3 separate regions of the Mus musculus genome follow, and regions 1 and 3 are each linked to region 2. A link is a loop called in an ENCODE intact Hi-C map of the cell type or tissue named here. Cell type or tissue: left cerebral cortex. All regions are shown on one strand. Each heading gives the region's core, and the rest is flanking DNA. Links, peaks and the distances in the headings are about the cores only.

The links. A loop is a pair of places that touch in the nucleus more often than their neighbours do. Peaks named below come from ENCODE experiments on the same cell type or tissue, not always from the same donor. Only the 100,000 strongest peaks of a DNase experiment are listed, where the experiment ranks them.
Region 1: it touches region 2 in a loop (5-fold over the local background); 6 of 42 quality-filtered maps call a loop at or near these places.
Region 3: a loop joins it to region 2, with 7 times the contacts of the local background. A loop is called at or near these places in 10 of 42 quality-filtered maps.

Annotation. Positions count from the first base shown.
Region 1 is chr13:72,294,507-72,302,203 of GRCm38, reverse strand. No RefSeq gene overlaps it. Among named protein-coding and RNA genes, the nearest start is that of Gm41000, 240 kb to the left of the region's middle. In left cerebral cortex, for the core only: no CTCF peak of the experiment used is centred there; a DNase peak (open chromatin) is centred at 3,550.
Region 2 is chr13:72,620,894-72,628,590 of GRCm38, reverse strand. Gm20554 (predicted gene, 20554) reads left to right here and starts at 27. Exons shown (of 1, transcript NR_030701.1): 1 at 27-5,125. It also overlaps a transcript of Irx2 not described here. In left cerebral cortex, for the core only: a CTCF peak has its summit at 4,449; DNase peaks (open chromatin) are centred at 3,512 and 4,604.
Region 3 is chr13:73,258,565-73,266,261 of GRCm38, reverse strand. It overlaps Irx4 (Iroquois homeobox 4), which reads right to left and starts at 5,765. Exons shown (of 6, transcript NM_018885.2): 1 at 5,386-5,765; 2 at 1,283-1,414; 3 at 553-804. The coding sequence starts at 1,327. In left cerebral cortex, for the core only: no CTCF peak of the experiment used is centred there; no DNase peak of the experiment used is centred there.

The DNA of each region.
Region 1 (7,697 bases), core at 2,335-4,834, 330 kb after region 2:
TCATAGAGGAGGGGCAAAACTGAAAGCAACTGTTAGAACTGTCAGTCTCCACTCAGAACTCTGCTAATGAGAGTAAATCACCATTCGTCACCACTTGGCAACAAAACGCACAAACAAACAGAGCGTGGGAAAGAAGCAAGAAGGACGAAAGGCGCAGGGTTGTCTGCATGCGCGGAGGAGGAAGTTCAGTGGCAAGATGCCTTGCCCACACCCAGAACTCCAGTAGGAAAGCATTGTTTCAACAGCCGGATGTGAGACTCTCATGATATTTATTAGCTAACTGAAAGAGAGATGGATTCTTCCGGAAGAAAGAACGCTTCTCTCACGTGACAGGCGGCTGCGTTTTAAAGCAGATTCCACTGGGTTTTTGATCAGGCTTCAGAAGCTGTGACATCCTGTGTGTGCACCCTGAATCTTGCGCTGAGGTCCCTTCGTCATGGTGCCTAGAAGTGTGTCATTTGTTAATAAAACGCCACCCTTATGAATTCCACTAATGCTTCTGTGTTGCTCCCCGTGTTCACGTGAAGTCCTTCATTTCCATCTTTTCATGTTACTAGGACAAGTAAAACATTCCAGGTCCTCTTAAAGAATCATTAAGCTGACATTGTGTAGCTCAGCGACTTCTGACTTGCCCCTGGATGGCTTTGCTGATTAGGAAATGGTTAAAAATGGGTTCGGTGAGGAAGACTGTAGTGGTTCTGTTCGAATTGTATTTAAAGTTAGGCTGACCTGCCTCACAGAACTCCACTCAGGACAGAGACTGAGTCCCACATAGCTGCAGGACAGGGAAACTCACTTCCTGGTAGATCACATTTTTTCTTTCTTTTTTAAATCTAGTGTTGTTTATCTTTCAAAGTTCAACTGCCAGTGGAGCCGATGCACAGAAGTCCGTTCCCGGAGAATGTGGCACGCTCCGGTGCCCAGTGAGTACCTGCTCTTGAGATTCCAATTGTTGATGAGGTTGGTCACTTAATTCTTATTGATAGAGCTCTGCATAAGGCTCTGTATTCGGTCCTTTGTAAAGAAAAACATGGATGTGTGTGTGTGTGTGTGTGTGTGTGTGTGTGTGTGTGTGTGTGAGAGTATGTGTGTTTGTGTGTGTGTGTGTGAAAGAGAGAGAGAGAGAGAGAGAGAGAGAGAGAGAGAGAGAGAGAGAGAGAAACACAATTGCTTTGAGGTAGCTATCCTTCAAAGATTATTCTAATTTAATCTTTGCCCCATGTCCTGGACCAGTACTGTTTTTCCTAAGGGGGAAGCCCCCCCCCCCACACACACACCATGTCACTGGCTCGGGGACCCTTTCATTCTCTTTCCCTTTAAGAACTCTCTTTGCTGGGCTTTGAAAGGCATCGTGGAGCCAATGTTGAAAATTCCAGCAATTAGCCACACAGAAGAACAATGTTCCTTTCCAACATTCTAAGATGTCCCTCTGTTCTCACAGGTTGAGCATTTCCTAATGAATACCAAAAGACTAGTAATGTCTCCTTTTGCCTATTAAATCTTTCAGCCTTCTTGCCTAATGGGGTAGAGGTGTGGTGAGCACAGGTTCACCTCTAAACCACTTCTAATAGTCCAACACTCCTCAAGTGTTGCAAAGGCTGTAAAGATGGAAGCCCTGTAAGAAGCCGCCTCTGTCCTGGATGAGAGGCAAAATTCTTTTCATTTCTGTGAGATGTAAGTGTTCTTAGATTCAGTCTATGGCACAGGTGGACCAGCAGTACCCCAGACCCCTCATCTGGCCTGACAAATTCCTGAGGAGGGTGGGTATATCTCAAGGTTCCCCTCTGATCAGTACCCCATGGGTTGATACACATCCACAGAGTGTTCCCTGCCATCTACAGTCATCACTTGGAAGGAAGGAAGGGAGGGAGGGAGGGAGGGAGGGAGGGAGGGAGGGAGGGAGAGAGAGAGAGAGAGAGAGAGAGAGAGAGAGAGAGAGAGAGAGAGAGAGAAAGGAAGGAAGGAAGAAAGAAGGGAAGGAAGGAAGGAATCGAGGGAGAGAAGGAGGGAGAGAGAGAGAGAGAGAGAGAGAGAGAGAAAGGAAGGAAGGAAGAAAGAAGGGAAGAAAGGAAGAAAGGAAGAAAGAAGGAAGGAATACAGGCAGACAGACAGACAGACATGTTCTGGCCTATTAATAGAAAGCCTGGAGGATATATTTATTTATTCTAATAGTCCAAGCATGCAGGCTCAGCCCCCTCCTGATGCAGACTGTGGATGAATATATACAGCTAATGGCATACTCCTGGCATGGGTGGGGCCAGCAGGCAGGGACTGGAAGAATGTGGCTGTCTGCCTTGCTGCCTGGCCTGGCCTGACCATCAGCACAGGGACACAGGCTGTCCGCCCACAAGGCTGCCTGCTGAGTAAGGGGTCAGTGCTGGGAGGCAAGGCCATGCCTCAGAACTCTCTGCTGGCTCCCCAGCTGCCGCTTCTTCCACTCAGGCAGCTGTTCCCAGCAGCTCCAAGAAGACAAATGTCTTTTAGCGTGCTTTTGATAAAATAAATCACCATCATTTGGATAAGGCACATTTTATTAGTGACAAAAACCCACTTGGTGAATTTCTTTCTCCATGTATATAAATATAGCAAGACGGGCTGTGAACAGCAAAGTTTGGAGGTGACTCCTCGGGTCCCATGCATTCACCCTTCTACCCCTCTACGTATTTTGATTTTTTTTCCCCCGAGAATGAGGGAAGAGTGACTTGCTTGTTTGTTTTGGAGGATCAGTATGGGTTCTTTTAAGGAAAGACAAAGAAAGAGGTCAGCAAATCATCGCTACAGAGGCCAGGAAAGCGGACCTCTCTCTTGAGTGAAGGCATTTTTGAACACACCCGAAGCAAAGCGTGGCTCCCTGGAGGAGATCTCTGTGGAGCTGCAAGGATGCTGCTCTAAGCCCAGGAGCTTCCTCCACTCTGGGCTTGCAGGTTCCTGGACCTGGTGCATATTTTATGAAATGATTAATGCCGGAAAGGAGCTCACATTTTTGCATTTCCATATTTAAGCATACATAATAAATCGGGAATTCTTACAAACAGATAAGACCGGTCTAATAGCATTACGGACAAATAACAACACAATCAGCTGGAAACAATACATTTAAGAGGAAGTGGAACAACGCCGGGAGGTCAGACAATATCTCCCACAACATTGGGAGAAGGCTGTCAATTGTTTGTATAACGTACGACGGCAAAGCCTCTTAGAACGTTGTTAAGTCTTTATTCAGTAATACATTATCATGCATATTTCATGGCAGGGATTACTAAGGCAGAATTGTGTGTCATTTTTGTTGTATGTCTTTATAATTACACCTTGAAGCCACCACTAGGTTTTTTTTTTTTTAAACTACATATTCATGAAAAGCGGACTTGTAATTTGATAAAGGGGAGCTTGTGTTCCCGTCTCCATTCAAACGGCATCATGAAGCAGAATAGAAGTAGGCATCTGTGTTCTCCGGCATTAATCTCCTCAAGCACATTCCGGCTGCTGTGATGTGCAGGAGGGAGATAAGTCCTGAACGGGCTGGAGCCGAGCGGGCCAGACAACTCTATTATTGGCTTCATAATTGCTTAATTAAACTTTTGTCAGTAATCATTATGGGGGCAATAGAGCTGTTAGACTGGCTTCTGTTAAGCAAAAATCAATAAACTGTTGGAGTTAATTTCGCTGTATTTTTTGTCCTGCAAATGAAATTCATTGCTCCCGGTTAGTGATCTGTGTGGCTGCCGCCCGGCTGATATGAACAGCCATCACCATTTGAATTGAGGGTATTCAGTAGCACATGAATATGAACAAATGGCAAACATAAATCTCTTGCATGAAGTACACCTCCTACCCCTTTATTATGGAACAATTGACCCATCTAAAATGAATTCTAATGCCAGGAAAGCGTTTAGATTTAAATTACACCATGGTCCTCTGGATCTGAAAGATGGCAGCATAAAAAAGATTAATATGCTAATTATTTTTCTCCTTATTTTTTTTCCTTCGACATCCATGGTGGGGTATTGTGAAGCGTGTAAATAAGATGACTGTTTTGTCAAGAAATGGCTCCGAGGCACACTATATCCCATTGCAATTTAATTTGTTTATTCAAAACCTCACTCCAGATTTTAACTGTGTTCGCAATAACACTTTATTTTTTTTCCGAGTAATGTTTTCCTTTCACAAAGAGTTCCTGGAAAAGTAAAGCATGTTTTTGTTTATTGAAATAGATTTAATGGTATTATGAATGATGATGCGCTTAACTGAGGCTGTATTTATAAATTCCTGTCAAACTTTTATTTTCTTCTCCTCTTCCCGGGCTGCTGGCATTGGTCCTGGCAGTGCCGTGTCTGTCTCTGTACTGGGCAGGGAGATAGAGGTGGTGCAGGGGCAGGTGGGCTTTCTAAGACACACTACTCACTCCCCACCCCCACAAGTTTTACACTAGGGTGCCCCACCTCTAAAATGAAAAATCAGCACAGAACAAAACGAAAGAAAACACGGAAAGCCCAGCCTCACTGGATGCCGCTGCCTGGTGTGTGGTTAGAACTGACATCAGCATTGTCCCTGGTCCATATAAAGGGTTTCCTCTCAGAAACAACTTCCAGAGAGAGCATCAATAAGCACTGTGAGCAGAGGCGGGGAAAGAGGTGGGATGAAGTGTCCAGGGCCACCAGGTCCTTTTGCCAGCATCTTGGCAGGCTTACTCCGGCATTCATCCTGCAGCTGGCTCACTACCGTTGGAGAGCGTGCAGGGTGGCTCCACCACACACGTGCCAAGGAATGCGGCAAAGTTATGAAAATGTCTATAGTGATCTCAGAGTGAGAGAAATGGCTGTGACATCCTTTTAGGTGCCACGGTGGCAGACCTGATCAGAGGAAAAAAAATTTCTCCGTCTTTGAAGATGGAAGAAAGAGAGACACTATTTTGAAGGGTTTGCTAGGTGTGTCTAAGAAACAGAAAGACAATAAAAACTGAGAATTTGATTTTAATATTTGTATAGCTTGAGGCGATTCTTGACCTTGTCATACCTTTTATATTCATTACCGACTTCACGCTTTTCCTTGTCTATGAAGAAGGATGAAGACCCACACAATTCCAATATCATCACAGTCACTAAATTAGGCTCATTTTCCGGCGTGAGCATGGCCAGTGTGTCTCATGCTTCCTGAATGCGGATTGCTTCTCTGAGATATCAGCATCTCCTACTACCACCTGCAAAGTGTTGGAGCACAAGGCATATCAGCTGCTCAATTAAGGCTGAGTAAACCAGTGGACTAACACCAGGCCAAACCATGGGCTGAGCCTAGAGCTTGGCTGACAGGCTCAGTCAGGCCTTAGATCCCTTCCAAGTTTTACTTTCTTTTGGTGCTTGCAAATTGGTTTTCCAAGATGACTACGGCCAAAACAGTGCAACCGAGAGTCCTGCTAGGAAGGAAAGACAGCTGCCCACCGCGCACGTGGACATTTATACTCTGCTCCGTTTCTTCTGAATGTGTTTTTCTTTGCCAGAAAAAATTTGAAGCTCTTCTCATTTTCATATCTAGATTCCGAGAATGTCTGATGTCGGAAGGGAAATATTTCTCGTGCAGTTAGCAAGATGGATACCATGATAAGAATTATTAATAATCCTGCAGTCTCCAGAATGGAGGGAGGGGCTGATCAATCCTGTTCTAATAAGAGTAGTGCCTAACATGATATTTAGTCCTACTAGACTTTCAGTCTTGAGTGCTCCAATAAGTCTCTTCATGGGAGAGAGCAGACCCCTAGGAAATGCTACTTTCGATCACATGTAGATTAGGAGATGTTCAGCCGTGCATACGGGGATTTTAATTTTCATTATTGCATTCATTATATGATTTAAGTGAGATTACAGAACAATATAGACAGTCTCTTGTGATTAAGTAACAGTATTTAAGCATGCTGGAAATCTTAGGGGTAATTCTTTTTTGTAAAGTTGCAACTCATGCATTTCAACATGCATTATGCATTGCATCTTAAAGCTGCATAAAGCTTGGATAAAGAGCTGACTTTCCTCTAAGAACACCTAGAAATACAAGGGATTAGGAAACTTTTGGCTGGGTTAAAAAGGGATATAGGTGGCAAGGCCGAGGAAAGCCACTGACAGTGTCCAACTTAAGCAGGCACATCCTGGCTATTCAGGCTACTGACTTTTTAAGAGTTCTGTGCCAGTGCTGATCGGAAGGAAAGGAGACTTCCACACACAAATGAGAAGCCTCTTCGCTTCTCCTGGAAGTCAATGGAAGTCTGTGTTCCCTGGAATCCTGAGCTCTTGTGGCCTGGCTAAAGTTGTACATGGAGGTGAGGTGCCCTGTGTATCTGCAGAGTGAGAAATAGCTCAATATTTGATGGTCCCGAATGTTCCCAAGCACGGGCACTTGCTAACTTCCCGCTGAGGTGCACTCTCTCTGTGTGCTGCACACCCTCGCACAGATGGGAGGGATTTAGGATGATCCCCATCCTGTTTTATGCCTGCACTGCCATAACAATTAGAGCCCTTGGGGCTGGCTTTGGAAGAGAGGCACACATCTCCCTTCCCTTAGGTGCCCACTGTGTTTCCAATCCGACTTTCTGACCTGTGTGCATATGGACCCACTTGGTATACGGAAAGTATTTCAGTTTGCAAAGGCTGGCCTGTGTTTATTAAGACTTCATCATGTTCTTGACAACATAAAACACTCCACTTTAGGGACCCTGCTCTTTCTTTGGTGTAAAAGTAGACACAGAGAAGGAGGTGGCGAGGAGAAGAGAAAGAGTATGATTAAATGTGAAGGAGTTAATTCACTTGATAGAAGTGAGTAGTTTATAAATTTGATGTGTATCACAAACGTGTTCAAACTCAAGAGAATTTGTTCAGGTAACTTTTGCTACTTTATGTTGGCTTTTTAGTTAAATGATTTGATTTGGAACCGTGTGAGCATCACTGTTTATGGGTCTCAGTTAATGAAGAAAAATCTGAGAGTCAAATTGGAAGATGGAAATGTCCCCAATAGAATCTGAGATAGTGGAGGCCTCATGCTATTCTGGACTTCCCGTTTCCCCTCTGTATCTGCTCTACAATCTTCTGTAGTTTTTATTGCCTTTCATCTAAAAACCGCTGGTTCACCCATAATACCTGTAGAGGTCAAGGCTTTTTCCTATACACGTGTAAGTGACCTGGATAACTCATCGCCTATCACAACCCTTCTGCCCTAGGACACCTTCCTTCACCTGCCCCAGGACACCACAGGAGTGCTTCCTGCTGCTGCTACCAGCCCCAGCCATAGGCGTACTACTCTAAAAAATAGTAGTTATCGTCTTATTTTCTCCTTATAGAGAAGGTATTGTCTATTTTTTTGTAGAAGACAATAAATACAGAAAAACAGAAGTAGGCTACCATACTTTGACCTCCTGGAACCCAGCTGCTGTTAATGCCTGGACTGTTTGACACACAGACTAGAGAAGCAGTTCTCATCACGAAGAATCAGAGTTCTTTTGCCGGTCTGTGATACCTGATCAGAACATTCAACACTTTTCAAAGCTGAGAAAGGGACTCAAAGCAACCAGAAAAGCAAACTTACACCATTATTTTAACCAGCTCTCTACCTCAGTATGAAAACTCAACCCTCTTGGCAGAGTGAGGGGACACCTCATGTGCTCTTCTTATCTCCAAGGGCAAAACGGTCCTGAATGAGCTGACACGTGGCATAGGGTC
Region 2 (7,697 bases), core at 3,419-5,918:
CAGCGGCCTCTCTCCACTCCCGCCCCGGCCCGCAGCCTGCAGCGGTGAAGCCCAGCCTGGCCAAACTGGGCGTAGCGCTCACCCCCTCCCACTGGCACATCCTCTCAGCCACGTCCGCGCACCCCGCCGCCGACTCCCGCCTTGGCCCAGCCACCTTTCTCCTTCCCGGGGCCCCATCCGGGCACTGCCGGCGCTCTTGCTCGCCTAGCACTGGTCAGCAAAGGCCTCCTGCAGTCGGGCCAGGTCCGATCCACCTGGAGAACATACGGATCGGGCACCCCTCATCACCCTGAAGATAGCAGCCCAGGTCGCATGCGGTGTCCAGGGCAGACACCGCAGGGAGATGGAGGGCAGTGTGGAGACACCTGCAGAGTTGCCTGGGCATCCCACTTCTACAGTCCTCTGTCCGCCTGTACTCCAGGCTGAGGCTGCCCGTGTGGCTTCCCGTCCGGTCTCCTGCTCCTGGTGCCTGGGCTGCCAAGCATCTACCCGGAATCTGAGCGTTTCGGTTTGAAGCTGTGGGAGGCCCCGTGGTGAGGCTTCTGTCCAAGTCCACAGAGAAGATTTCAGGCCGTGTTAGGAACATCATGTCCGTTAACGTCTGGAACACGCCAGTGAGTGACTCGCTTCAACAAACGCCACTCTGGTCCAAAAAGAGTTTTTGTTTTCTTTTGTTAAGTTGAATGCCTGTTCGAAATTGGGGGAGAGGTTCCTGTCAGGAGAGCTGACTTGACTTTGCTAGAGTATCCACTGCCACTTCCCGAAAGGACATGGGCCAGCTTGTGAAGTGTCGCAGTCGTGAGGTGGTTCAGGTAACCTGAGGTCCAGGAGTTGACTCGCGGGTCCCTTGAGCCCTTAGGTCCCAGCCCCTAAACTTTCTCGACCATACCTGCTCCCTTTCCCCAAGTGAGGGGAGTCGATGGCCAGGATGGGCACTAGTACGCTGGATGTAAAGGAGCGTCAATGGGGGGCGCTTGGGATTCGTAGGGGTCAGGTGTGAGCTGGCCCGGGAGGGGGCGCCCGCCCAACAGGTGTCTCCTTGAAGCTTGCTAGGTAGAGCACGAGGACTCTGAAACCTGGCGCGCGGGCCTGAGCTTCCATTTTATTCTCGGTGGGCTCTGAAGCTAGTAGAGGGCGGCAGAGTTCTCCTGCCTGTGAGCGCCTGGCTTCTGCTTAGGCCTGGATCGTGGCGCTCCAGCTCCTGCAGCAGCCAGATCCGTGACACCGAATGAATGCTGTAGTCAGCCAGGCTGCTTTTTGTCTTGTCCAGGTCCCAGGGAACCAGGGATCAATTGTAGTGATGGACTGGAGACAATTTTTCCCGGGCAGGCAGGCAAGCAAATTTATCACTTTTGGTAGGAACTTTCCAGGCACTCTACTCAAACACTGCCACCACCATACACCCTCCCCTTATTGCCCCCCCCCCCGCCACCCCCCAGAACTTCTGAACCCCTTTCAGCAGTCTCGGTGCCTGTGCAGAGCCCACTCCCCTTTATACCCTGAGTTATTTACTGTCTAGCATCTACAGAAAAGACCCTGGGTGGGGCATACTCATTCAAGGGAGGGGGAGGGAAGGGAAGGGAAGGGAAGGGAAGGGAAGGGAAGGGAAGGGAAGGGAAGGGAAGGGAAGGGAAGGGAAGGGAAGGAAGAGGTCACCACGCTAGCACCCCAGAACAGGGCATCTGGGTGGAGCCAGATCAGTTTATTCAGACATTTTTGTTTTCGCAGGAAGAGATTCTTTTGGGAAGGGGCCCTAGGTGAGATGTCCTGTACTGGAAACAACCACAAGTCAGACTAAGGCTCTTAGCTTCCAATTAGGTTGGTTTCAGTCTTTTATATGAAGTATCTAATTTTTACCAGGAGAATGATTGTCCAGATCTTAATCTTTTCTAAAGATTAGTTTCCTGTCCTGGTTTCAATTTCAGTGGAGTTTACCCTACCTTTTCCTTGTGACTTGTGCCAGGTATGTATGGAGGAGAAAGCAGTGTGTGTTTATACATATATGTGTGTATATGTATATATACATATGTACGTGTATATACATAAGTATGTATATACATATACATGTGTGTATACACACACACACACATCTTTCTCTCTATATATATCAGTAGAATGGAGCAGGTTCTTATGCCTATATGCAGCTGATTCAGACATTAATTACATAACCATACAAATGTGCTTGACTTTGGAGGGCCTCGTCCTGCCCACAGACATTGAGAAAGTACAACCCTATTATTGCTCAGTACAACCTATCAAGACCAAGACCTCCCGTATTTCCTCCACGAATTATCTTTCACCAAAATTTAAAATGTCCATACTGCTGTCTGTTACTAATAAAAACAGCCTACCTCGTGTAATTAAACAGTCGAATCTGACTACATGCCGATTTTATTGGTAGTGACTGTGGCACATTAAAATGCCTATACAGGGACATTAGCTCGTGAGTTCCCATTGTTATTGGCGCATTAAAACTCTGGTTTACACGAATGATCCCAAACTCTGGAAAGCCCTATTTTTCTTCTCTTAGGTTAAAGTTGCATTAATCTTAAAAACAAAACAAAACAACAAAAAAACCACACCACCACCAACAAGAACAACAACAACAACAAAAAATCAAGGAGGAAAATTTACTTTCCAAGTATAGCGCCTGGGCAGATAATCATCACTGCTACTGGGGTGACAGGGTTACCCCAAACTGCTCTTGGTTTCCAACTTCAAAAGAGGCCTGGATTCTGTGCTTCAGGGTAGGAGGAGAGTTCAGATGTCTCTTGGGAATCCAGGTGCTTGGCTCCTCTTTCTCCAGCTACATACATGGAGTGAACAATGTATGAAATGTAGCGAAATCGGTTGACTGCTTAGAAAGCGGTCTCTTGTGGTGGTTGTCCAGGCTGTGGGTACATGCTGTGTACCCTCCCTCACGTATGTAGTGGAGTTAAAAACAAACCATGTTACTATGGTCCTCACACAAACAGAAGTGGAAATATTTAGAGTTGGCCCTGGCTAGCGACTCTTTCAAGTTGCCCCCGTTTTCCGTGGAGGCCACTTGTGGGCCAAATATTAAGGCTAGGAATGGAAGATCTTTCTGGGTACTAAACTGGTTTTGAAGGCCCAGGCGCTGGCCTGATACTGTCCTGTTCCATGGTTTTCAGGAGGCGACTAGATCTAAAGTCGCGCGGCAGGCGGCGAGGGGGCGCTGTGGCCCGCGCCTGCCGGCTGAGGCCCAGCTGCGGAAACCTGGTGCTGCCACCGTGCCACCGACGCGTGGCTGACGCCCCGCCAGCGACCAGATCTATCTCTTTCCATGCCTGTTTTATTCGGGAAAGAAGGAAAGCAATAATACAAGGGCATTTCAACAAAACTAGAGCTCTCATGACTATTTTCTATTTCAACTATGTCTTCCGTGGTTTAAGTTTGGGGCCCAAAAATAAGCTGCCATTTAGGTGCGTGCAGATTTTTTTTTTATCTTAAATAAAACGAAACATTCACTTTTAAAGTGGGTTTACTTTAATGAAGGAAAATTTAAAATGTAAGTAAGTTTCGATGTATCAAGTCATATCCTATTCTATTAGCAGCCAGGACTTTCTGGCATGTGCATGTTCTTGGTCATCAAGACAGAAGGGCGAGATGAAGTCAACCTTTGCTTCTTTATTCTTTCAGTTTCGTTTTTGTTTGGTTTTAAAGATTTTCAGTGCACCAATTTTAATTCTACATGCAAAGGAAGTCTCCCTCGGGCTTACAATATATTGGGGCTGCATCCGTATTTCTAGTTTCTAAAGGCGACGCGCTTTCCTGGAAAGCGCGCACACAGGACAGTCCCCCGAAGGTGAGGGGCTCTTTGATGCCCGCTTCCTTGAAAGAGAAGTCTGGGCCCCAACTGGGTTCTCAAACCTGCCTGAGAGGCCTGGCCTTCTTGGCCGGTACAGGAGGTGGCTGCCCCTGTGGAGCCCAGAATTGCTTTCCGTCCTGAACTTGGGGGTGGGGAAGGGGGGGGGCGACAACGCACTTTTTTTTTCTTGTTTCCCTCTCGAAGATCGAGAATTCCACTAACCAGTGCTTTCTCTTTTAACTATCCTCTAACCAGTGCTTTCTCCTTTATCCTCGCTCCTTCGCTTCAGATCCTGATCAGTTTCTCTTCTCATGGTTTTCTTTAGTGGGAAGCATGAGTTCGCATTCTCCGGTAGAAGCCCCGCTTTAGACAGGCTTCCTGAAGTTTCTCTCCCGCGCGAGTCCGGACAATTCTCCCTCCACATCTGGCCATTCGGTCGCTGTTCTCACCCTTGTCTGCTGGTGTCATGCTTCTGTCGCTCCTTTTCTCTCCTCTTGTCTGTCTCCCAACTGCGATCCTGCCCCCCGCGGTCCATCCGTGTCCTGGGAAAGGCGTCCACGAGAGACCCGGTCCAGGGTTTTGCGCCCCTCCAGGAGGTGGCCTAGCTGGCCAGATCCGGGAGTCTGAGGCGCCGCCAGGAGGGAGCGCAGCGCGCGCAGCCTGAGAGCCAGGCAAAGACTGGACTAGGGGACTGTGCTAGTTTGCGGTCCCAGAACCAGTGAGGGAGTTAAAAGGGAACCCATTTCAGGCCTGGCTGAGAGCCGCTAAGCAATTTCACAGCCGGCTCCCCTGGGCCCCCGCACTGCAGACACAGCTCCCGACATATAGGAGCTGAGTCCCGGCTTGCTTACTCTTGGTCTTGGAAGACGCATTTCCTGAACTCTCCTTAGCGGTTCTAGGCTCTGTGGTCAGGTTTGCAGCCATCTGAGCCTGCCTTTCAAGCTTGGTCCCATGAGCAAATGAAAACCTACCTGCCTGAGCCTGGGAGGAGTCTTTGCTGGAAGGAAAGCCAGGCAAGAAAACTGCAATTCTCTAAGTCTTTCCCAAGAAAGCAGGTCTGCTGGGGCAGGCTTAATTTCCACCTGCCATTTCTCACTGGTATGTCCAAACAACTCTCCAGGACATAGTCTAGGCGGCAGGTAACCATGAACACACCGTTTTCTCAGGCTCTCTCAGAGTGCTCTTACATACCCGGCAAGGAATATTATAATTTTTAAGAAAAAGGAGGAATGTGGGAAGGGAGGGAAAGAGAAAACACGGCAGGGAATGTAGATTCTTTTAAAATGGATAAATCTGAATTAAAAACAAACCGCACTGGGAGAAGAATGTTGGTGCTGGTACAGGGTGGGCAAGGATGCAGAGTCATGAATTCTGGAGTATCCCTGGGAGAAAATGTGCTCACCTCCACACCTAGAAGAACTTGAAAATGACTGGATCCACTGTGCCAGGGAAGGCCTCCAGACAAAGAGCTGCACTTCATACCTCTACCTCAGAACTCCACGCAAGACCCAGGGCAGAAGGTATCTCAACCATCTGGACTGTGACAGCTCAAATTGCTTCGAAGAATTGGGAGGAGCATCTAGTGACACCTGAAAAAGCGGGAGGTAAGAGCTGCTGTCCGCCCACATCACTGCACACGACATAGGAAATGCCACACGGGCGCTGGGGGAGATTGTGGCACAGAGTAGCAGACCTGAGACCTCCCAGGGGGTAGCACAAAATGTTGCCCCTGGAGAAGCCACTCAGGTCAGCAGGAGACTGGAGAATGGGGGAAGAAGACAGAGAGGGACAGTGATGAAGATGGAATTTAAAAATAAGTGCCAGTCTTTTGTGCTTCCAAACAGAGCAAGGGGACCTTGGAGGACTGTCTGTATCCTACTTCAGGCATGAGATACCTGTGCAGGGCTCATCTCTGTCAGAAGGGGTGTGTCCCGAAAGATACTGGTAGAGTAGGTAGGTAAACATTGAGGGACCCTAACAACCCTTAGCCGGGAAGGGGCTGCTGCATGAGAATATATTGCTCTTCACTTTTCCTTTGTATGAGCTATTTTATGTTTCTAAAATGTTTACAATTAGGCACTAGCCTTACAAAGGAGCACCCTAGGTGTGGAAGTATAATGTGCTTCTTGGGGGAGGGGGATGCTTGACTTAAAAACAACAACAAAAAAAAAAACCTCTCTCTTTAACATTTTAATTCTGTATTCTCTTTATAATAAATACAGATGTATTGATTTTGCAGTTTAACCTTCAAAACAAATGACATCTCTGTGTTGGATGGGGTTGTTTGAGGCATGGGAGGAAGCTGAGCAGGATGTTTTTCCTTCCATGAAGTGTGAGATGTGGCCCTGCTCTGATCAGAACTGTATATACAGGAATTCTGCAGACCATAGATTCTGCAAGGAGAGGTCTAAATGCAGGCAGGACACCTGCACATTCCTGTGGGAAGTGCCTTGCTTCTGCTCTGTATGGGATACTAGCGCCAGCATCCCGGGGGAACAGTGAATGTACATTAGATAATTCAAATAACAATTAGAGAGGGGACATCAGGATCTAGGAAACTGGAGGAAGGGCCTGTGGATGAAAGCAAGAAGCCAGACAGGGAAAGAGAGAGGGTTATCCTCCTACTGCAGACATTCCCAGGCTACCTCTCTCTCCAAGACTGGAACACAGAGAGCTTTTCTAGAAACAATGGCTGTAGGCTCTGTCCACTTGTCCTGACTGCAGCCAGAGGAATGGGGTATTTGCAAACCTAAGTCCCCATAAAGCCCTTGCACTTTGAGAGACCATTTACTATGTTCTTTCCATATAACCTGCCGCAGAGGCAGAGAGGAGAGCAATATGTTTCCAAGGCTTTGCTTTGTTCTGTGGTTCAAACCGGAGAAAGCCTGAAGCCTTGGGTTACTGCCACAACTGTCTGTCCACAGCAGGGCTTCTTCTACTGGCTGCTGCCTTCTGTAAAGCCTTCCATGTCTCAGGAGTCTCCAGGGGCAATGTTACCATCAACAGGGCTTCCTGCGCTCCTCACTTTCTGCCACTGCCTCCATGCCAGCCTGCCTAGCCTGCCTAGACACTAGAGAAGCACTAATGCAACGAATGCACACATGAAAGATAAATGTCTGGCTCTTGGCTGGTCATTTCTGGAAGGCATTAGGGTTGATATAGGGCATGGAAGACAGCAACAACCACGATGTAGATGTTTCTTTTAGGTGCTGACTTCCAGCCCCACCTGCATTTGAATGTGTAACCAGTCTAAGTCCAATCAGACTCTCCCATAGCAGCTTGGGCTTCTGAAGATAAAGTAAGATCAGCCTGGAAAGCTACATTTTAAGGCCTCTCGTTCTTTGCCTATCACCATAGGCTCATTGTTTAAATCCTTGGTCCCAGATGTGTTGCTGTGGACAACATTGGGTGGCTGTGGAAACAGTAACAGAGGTGAAGCCTATGGAAGTGGGTTACTTGGGCTGGGTCTTGGCATTTTGTAGCCTGGTTCCACTTCCTCTTCAGTCTTACTTTCCTGAGTATGGATACAATGTGACCTGTTGCACCTCTTGCTGCCAAGCCCTTCCCCCTCCATGATGTAACTGTTTCCCCTTGTACTGTAAGTCCAAATAAATCCTTCTTTCCTTAAATGGGTTTTGTTAGGTGATTTTTGTCATTGCCACAAGCAACCAATGAAGGATCCAATAGATAAGACTATTTCAAGTAGCTTTTTGTTTGTTTTTGAAACACAGTTTCTCTATGTATGCCTGGCTGTCTTGGATTTCACTGTGTAGATCAGGCTGGCTTTGAACTCATAAAGATCCACCTGCCTCTGCTGGGATTAAAGATGTGGATCACCATACCTATATTAGCATTTCATTTTAAAAAT
Region 3 (7,697 bases), core at 2,335-4,834, 640 kb before region 2:
AGGCCACCAGGCCTAGGGATGATGAACCCGGTAGAGAAGAGGCTTTGAAGAGGGGGAGGGAAGGGTCGGAGCTGGGGAAAGCTAGGGTGCATGAGAGAGAGAGAGAGGGGGGGGGGAGAAGGGGAGGAAGAGGGAAGGGGAGGGGGGAGGAGGAAAGGGAGAGGGAGAGGGAGAGGGAGAGGGAGAGGGAGAGGGAGAGGGAGAGGGAGAGGGGAATGAATTTGTACTATGGTCAGAAGGCAAATCTGAAGGAATTTGAAGCTGAGAGTCACCCCTCTGGGAAGCCGGGAATCTGATCAGAGTTCAACGCAAACTAAAAATACAAGCAACATTTTAGACACCTGGTCTCACGGATCTATCAAGCGGAATCTGAACCTGGGCAGAATTCGGACCAGGAGGCAAAGCTGACGTTCATTTTTCCCTCCTACCCCAACCTGTAGGGTATCCAGGGCACTCGTGCCAGGGGCGGAAGTACACTTAGCAAACTCAAGGTACGGGGCGGGGCGGGGCGGGGCGGGGCTTGGGATGGTGGGAGGGTATTTGTCCCCTTACCAGAGAGTAGAAAGCAGATGCCTCAGAGCCATAGGTCACGTAGTTGCCATAGCCCTGCGAGCTGCCATAGGGGCTCCCGTAGACGCCGAGCGCGGCGGCAGAATTGAGTTCGTGGCGTGCAGTGGCCAGCAGCCGGCTCTCGTAGACAGGGCAGTAGACGGGCGCCTGTGCCGAGGCTGCAGGCCCGGAATCAGCCAGTGTGCGGCCGCCCGACTCGCAGCACGTGCTCAGGGAGTTGGTGGTCATCAGGAACTGTGGTGGGAGGAATCGTAGAGTGGGCAAGGGGACAGAGACTAGGGCGCTGGACCCTCAAGGACCTCACGTGTCTCTAGGGGCCTCCTGCTACCTATGACAGACATGAATTTTTCCCCCATCAGCCGCTTTCTTTGGCCACGCTTAGGCCTCACTTTCTTTGGCCACGTGTGGGGGTCCAGCCAGCTTTTCAAATCCTCCATGGGAATTCCAAGGTCCTGTGTGCCTTCTCAACAAGCATGTCTGGCCCAAGTGTTTGCTAGGGTCCCCCAGGGTACAGTTTGAAGGGTTAAACAAGAGGGAATTCAGATCCACTAACAGGATTTTACTAGCTCCCCTAATCCTCCTTCCACACAAGTCATGTTTGTTCAGTATAAGGGCCAGCCAGTCAAGGACATGCTTATGTGGGAAATGACATCTAGTGGTGGCTCTTCCCTCTCCCATCCCCGTTGTCAGACCGTTGTAGGAGTCCCTTTACCTGAGGAGCAGAGGAATAGGGGTATCCAAACTGCGGGTAGGACATGGCGGGTGCGGCCTAAGAAGGTCTGAGGGGCCGTTGGGGTCCTGTGCACAGCGTGGGCACTGCTCCGGAGTTGTAGGATCCTAGGCTCTGGGAGGACAGAGCAAGAGGTGGTTAGTTCACCCATATGCTGCTCAAACTTTCCTAACCAGGTAAGTAAGTGAGTGACCTTTCTCTTAGCGATTCTCTTAGTTTCCAAGTCTGAACACTTCACAGGGCTCTGGGACCGACTGGCCTCGCTGCGATGATAGAAATACATATTTTGCAAAACAGAACAGCAACAGCAACAACAAAAACAAAACAAAACAAAAAACTGAGTCTGTCAAGTCAGATGTGCGCGGCTTTAAGCGACAGAAGCGTTGACGTCAGCCCACTCTGTGGCTTGGCCTGGCCTCAGACAGGTCACAGGGATGCTGGCCGGGCGGGGCACAGACGATCCATGTCTGCGATAGCAGGGCTGAGGGCCATCGAGCTTTAACAAATGAACTCCATCCAAGGAGTCAATATCGCCCCGACGAACGGTGTTTCTCCTTAGTCACGGAGGACGGAAGGCACTTTTAATTAGAAATTAATTAACGAGCAGCTGCTCCTTCACACCCCACTGTAATCATTAGTCTCAATTACAAATGAGACCTATGAAGGGACACACGAGTGAGTCTTCAGTGAAGATGTAATCAACAGTTAAATTAGCCGGGCGCTGGCTGCAGCCGCCCGCTGCCCTCGCTGCATTGCGCCCAGGGAGGAAGGACATGGGCCCTGCAAACCCGGCGGGCCCCTCGCGCTGAGAATGGGACAGCGTGCCTCTGCACACTTCTTCACCACCTAGATTTAGAAGAATCTCAGCAATGCCTCTCAGCAGTTTCTACTCTGCACCAAGCAGAGTTTTAGAACCAACTGCCACCACAGGAGAGCCCGCATTCAGATGGCGACGTAATTTCAGATGTGTGTGCATGTCTCCCACGCCCTCCCTGGAGTCCTGCACTTTCAGGATCGGTGAAGCCAGGTACTGCGGGGCTTCCCGGGTCTATTACCGGTTGAGTGTGCCATTCTGGGCAGCTCACTGTCCCTGGAAACTGCCCCTCCCCCTTCACTCCAGGTCATGCCACTGCTCCGTCTGGCTTCACTTCATTTCCTCTCCCCTCCCTCTTCTGGTCGCCCTCTGTGGCCTTCCGCATCCCAAGGCTAAGACAGAGACTGCCAGACGCCGCTGCTCGCTGGGAAGAGCACATTTCCAAACTAGGCCCGGGGCTCTTCCCGTAGGCTCCTTGATCCTAGGGAGCAGCAGGGTTAGGTGCAGGGAAAGGGGCGTTGGGCGCCTAGTCCTGGCACCCTTTGGTCTGCTTCACATAGCTTCTAGCCCGGAGTGTAAGGTGCTCTGCGAGAGAGGCCCAGTAGCCTCTCAAGACTTCTTGCGCTAATCTGGGCCCTGAGATATTGCCCCGAGGTCAAAGCGGAGATGAGCGGTCTGTGCGCGGAGTTTGGTGTACCAGGGCACCCCGAATTCTCAGGGCTTTCATGCCGCGATCTTCCCAGAGCCTGGCTCGCCCCTACTTCTTTTGGCCTGCCAGGCCAGCCTTTCGCGCTCCGCCAGCAGCAGAGCCGCTCATCGCGGAGCTGTGCAGACTTGCTCCTAAAGATTCCTGGGTTCAGACCTGCGAATCGCCCCAGGGCCACCCTCTAATTAATGATGACGTTCGCGCCCTCTCCCCAGCTGCAAGGCTGCCTCCCAGAAACGAAATCTGCCGGCCCTGACAGCTTGGTTGAAAGTGATGGATGACTATCTGGAGACCGCAGTACACATCATATAATATCTGCTGCGTAATTGCTTTAATTTACAGATGAAAATACGAGTTCTCCGATCGCGCTGGACCGCAGCCGGCCACGTCCGAACTGCTTGCAAAGAAGGAAACCATCGCAAATAATGAATAGCTGCCCCATGCAAATTATTCAGGCAGTTTAGCGTTGGTAGCCGGGAGAGATATATATAAAGAACACGAGTCGAATGACATTAATAATTGTTTTTGAATTCTGTATTGATTTCATGGCAAGCTGTGTTTATTTCTTTCTCACCTGAATTGCTAATACCTCCTCCCTGTAAATAATAAGAAACTAGCCACCGGGGCTTCTCGAGTAGAAATGAATCTCAGCCTCTCCCTCTTCCTGCTTCTTCCCCTCCCCCAACCCGCTTCTAGCTTCTTTCAGTTTTCAGGCTTTACTGAGGCTTTGGCTGAACATCCGACGACGACTACTTTCATTATTTATTGTTTACAAACAACTTGCTTTCTTTTGACGATGAAGCGCAGGCAGAGGAGGGGCTCTGTAAATGGAGGTAGAGGAACGTAGGAAGCAGGAACCCAGCAGTAGACTGGTGTACCTCAGTGAGGGGCCTTTTTGTCCCTTCGTTCCTGAGGCCCAGGCTTTGGGGACTCTGTGGTAAGCACAGACTGGTTGGGAAGGAGAAGGAAGACCAGGCCTGTGTGTGGCACTCAGCTGGCAGCAAGCAGTGCACCCAGAATGAACATTCTCAGTTTTCTTCCCCTGGACTCCTGGGGTTGGGTTTGGAATGTTAATCCTGAGGATTTCCACTTTTCTCCTTAGTGGACTCCTGTATGGTAGCTGGAGTCCCTCTCTGGGGAAGGAGTCTCAGGGTGTTCCTTGGGTCCTCAATGCAGCAGCATTCTGGTCTGCCTTCCAGTCAGAGCTTCCAGGCTCCAGATGTTGTTGTTATCCCTAGTTACCCTGTCCCTGGGCCTGGGCCTAGGAGCCAGGAGCACTGGACTCCACTGTGTCCCCGAAGATGCAGACTCACATTCCACACCTCATCTACCCCATGCAGGGGCTAGTCAGGACTCCACTGAACTATTCTGTCTTCACTCAGTCCCTACTGGCCAGTCCTGCTACTGGCCAGCACCCACCTCGACATCTTGCTGACAAACTGCTACCTGGCTGAAGCTCTCTTACCAAATGAGATATTCTTCAGGCCATCCTTGCTGCAGATATAAGGGTGCCTTCTTCAAAGACCAAGCCTTGAGTAGAGGCACAGGGCTCTCTAAGAACAGACAGGAGTCCCAGAATCTCAGGGACCTTCAGCTAAAACAATCTTGCATAGATGCTTCATGCTGTGACTAGAAACTCTTAGGGCCCCTAAATATAAACCACCATTTAGCAGTAGCCAGACCACTTGGCTTCCTGCAGTGTGGGCAACTGATCACCTTTGGAGAGGGCTTCAAGAGATCAGAGACCGAAGGCCTGATCAGATACCAAAGGGGTGGAGCAGGGAGCAGTTAGCCCCAAGAATTGGGAGTCTAGGGTTGATAATGGCCACAGAACTGGTGAGAGCTTGTAGGAAGGCGGATCTGGCCTTGATATTCCTGCCACCACCTAAGTCCCGGCTCTCCAGAGTGATCCTCGGAGCACTTTTTAGCTACACCAAGAGCTCCGTGGGAGCTTATTCTATCCCAGAGAGAAGTTGAGTACAACACAAGGCCAAAACAGAAGCCAGGCACCAAGAAAGAGCCTTTTTGTCTGAGGCTAGGCCGGAGCTTGGGATGCCTGGGTCCACTTTGGACACTCAACTGGTGTAGGCTCAGAAAGACGCCCTAGGTGCCAGAGATGCTGCGTGGTGCGGGCACCCTCCCCTTGCCTCAGATCATTCTTTAGCAGTCAACCACTGCTCCCTTTCCTCAGCCAGTGGGGTGAGCTGCTGGGACACGCGTTGAAATTCCCGTTTGCTTCCCCCAATGCCCTCCTTTCTGGCCCTCTCTTCCTCAGCTCTCCTACTGCACCCCCACGGAACGTTCGTTCGTTCGGCGCCGCCAAAGGAAGGAAGGAGCGCACTCAGGGGGTCCAACAGCACAAGCTGTTCTATCCCTCGCAAGCCAACACGGTCCGCGGGGACCCGAGCATCCCGTACCCGGATGCCGGGTCCTTCCCATCCGCTTACCAAAAACTTGCATCAAATGCAGCGACCTCCAAAGCCTCTATCCGCTAGAAGCAAACTTTGTCCCCTCCGGCGCAAGAGCGATCCTCGCAAAGTTTGAGCAGCAGAAACAATTTCTTACCTGCGCCAGGAAAGAGCCGGCCCGCGCCGCTTAGGCGCCAGGGCCTCCGGGAGCAGCGCGCAGCCCGGGACGCACCGGGGAGTCACCGCCGCCGCTGCCGCCGCCGCCTCCGCCGCCCGCGCCCCTCGGCGGCCGCGCGGAGCCTCTGCCTCCTCCGCCTCCTCGAAAGGGGGGGAGGGGTCTCGGAACCCCGGGAGGGGGCGGGCGTGGGGACCTTGCCTACCTGCAGTGGCGCCGGGCCACTCCTGGCTGCCCGCTAGGGCTCTGCGCGGCCGCTGGGCGCGCGCGCTCCGGCGGGGAGCAAGCGACAACTAATGGAGACATTTCCAGGCGGAGCACCTGGAGAGCAGAGCGCGCCGGCGTCCCCAGGCGCCGCGGTCGTCAGCCGAGCCCGCACCGGCGTGACGTGGGCGAGCGAGCGAGTTGCTCCCACCCGGCCGCCCATTAACGCTTTCCCCCCGCGGGCGCCCAACGCTTGCCAACTTTCCCCTCCGCCCTGGCCGCGCACCGGGTGCGCGGGTGTAGGGGCTGGCATGAGGGGTTCCTGAGGGTGAGGGTTCAGGCTTGGCCTCCTCAGAATGGTTTGGCGAGAATGCCTGGGCCCTAAGAGGACAGCCCAACCCTACCAGGACAGCAGAGGACATTGGTCCCTGGTTTGATCAAATGCTTGGCCTGCCCTGTGGATCCAGAGGCCTTGGGCACGCGGACCGGTCTCTAAATGGTTTCCTTTCCTTACCCATGCTGTCTGCTTGGGAAATGTGCCTCCTCAACTCTTAGGACAGAGATTCCTCTTCGCAGACCCTACCTACTCTGCCCTCACAATGCTATCCTTGGGAGTAAAATGGGCTTTCAAGCACCCCCCCCCCCGTCACTTTTCCCGACTTTCCACACACACCACCCACTGTAATGCAGCAGTTCTGGTTCCCTTCTTGTGGTCACAATAGTCCCAACCAACCTGGCTCTTGGCTGTTTGGGCAGCAAGTCTTCCTCACAGACTTGAGCAAGAGGAATCCGTAGTCCAATTTGACAGAAACTGCTGAGGATCCCAGTAGATCTGTGACCTTTCTGGGCGGGAGCTTACTCAGGACTATCAGGATCCAGCTGGGCCTCTGACCTGGAACACAAAAGAGGACAGATGTTCACTGGTTTCTTTAGCCTGAGGCTGGAGCCCAAGACAGGAGTGGTAGGTCCAGGCTCAGAACCCCTCTCACCTCCTGTTCAGTATCAGAGCCTTTGCCTTTCGCTCCCTTGAAGACTCCTTTTGTGGACTTGCTGCCCTACAAAGGTCTCAGTATAGGAGAGAGGCCCGGTGTGAGCACCACCTGTCCAGTTAGAGCAGGAAGGGGCTGTGGCCTGTAGAGCCCCAGGGCTTCTGCAGGACACCCCTTCCTCCTGCATAGTTTTCACTTCAAAGACCCAACTTACTTCTCTTCACCCACAGCAGTTCAATGACCTTTGAGATTTGTTGGGTTAGATAACCTCGGAGAAAGTTATCTCTGATTTTTCCCCCTTTGCTCCCCCCCCACCCCTTCGGAGCTCTTTGCAGCTGCTGGAGGGGTAATTCCAAATTGCTTGCTTCCCCAGCAGCCTGTAGCTGATCTGTGGCTGCAGACCTCACCCATCCAGCAGTGCCCAGCCAGGCTGAGTTGGAGTTCCAGGGGCTGCTGTAGGTCGGATACTACTTTAATCTCTGGCTGCTTTGGAAACCTGCTAGGCCACCGGTATAGCCCCCAATAAGCTAGGAGAGGGGACCTGGATTCTGGGTCTTGTCCCTTCTGTTTCAAGCCTGGGAGGCAAATGGGGGAGGGGTTTTTATTTATTTAAGGAAGGATGGAGGCATCCATTTGGAAGGTGGGAAGACTTGTCTAATTCCAACTAGAAGGAAGTAGAGAATAGGGGCATGCCTGCTCCCAGGGAAGGAGCAGGCATTTCTGGTTTCCCCCTTGTTTTGGGGCTCTTTTTAGGGTTTGTAGGAACCTCCTTGCACTTCACTGCATAGACAGAGACGGGCCCATGGGTACCTCTCCCGTGAGCCTTAGCTTCCATTTAAAGTTAAAACAAGCAAGGTGCATGTATGTGTTCATGAGTGTTACAACCTTAGCTGACTTGACTCATTTCATGCTCACCGAGGCTTCCCAAAGTACCAGCCACAGTCTAGAAACACCATTTGCACAAATCATGGCCTGTGTTATCTTCATGACCCAGCCCACATGGGTGGCACCCATCCCCCGACCCCACCCCAGCATAGGAGTTTAATTGGAGCTCTGGAGCCTTCCATGGGAGGAAGAGCAGGTGCCATCTCCTAATTTAGA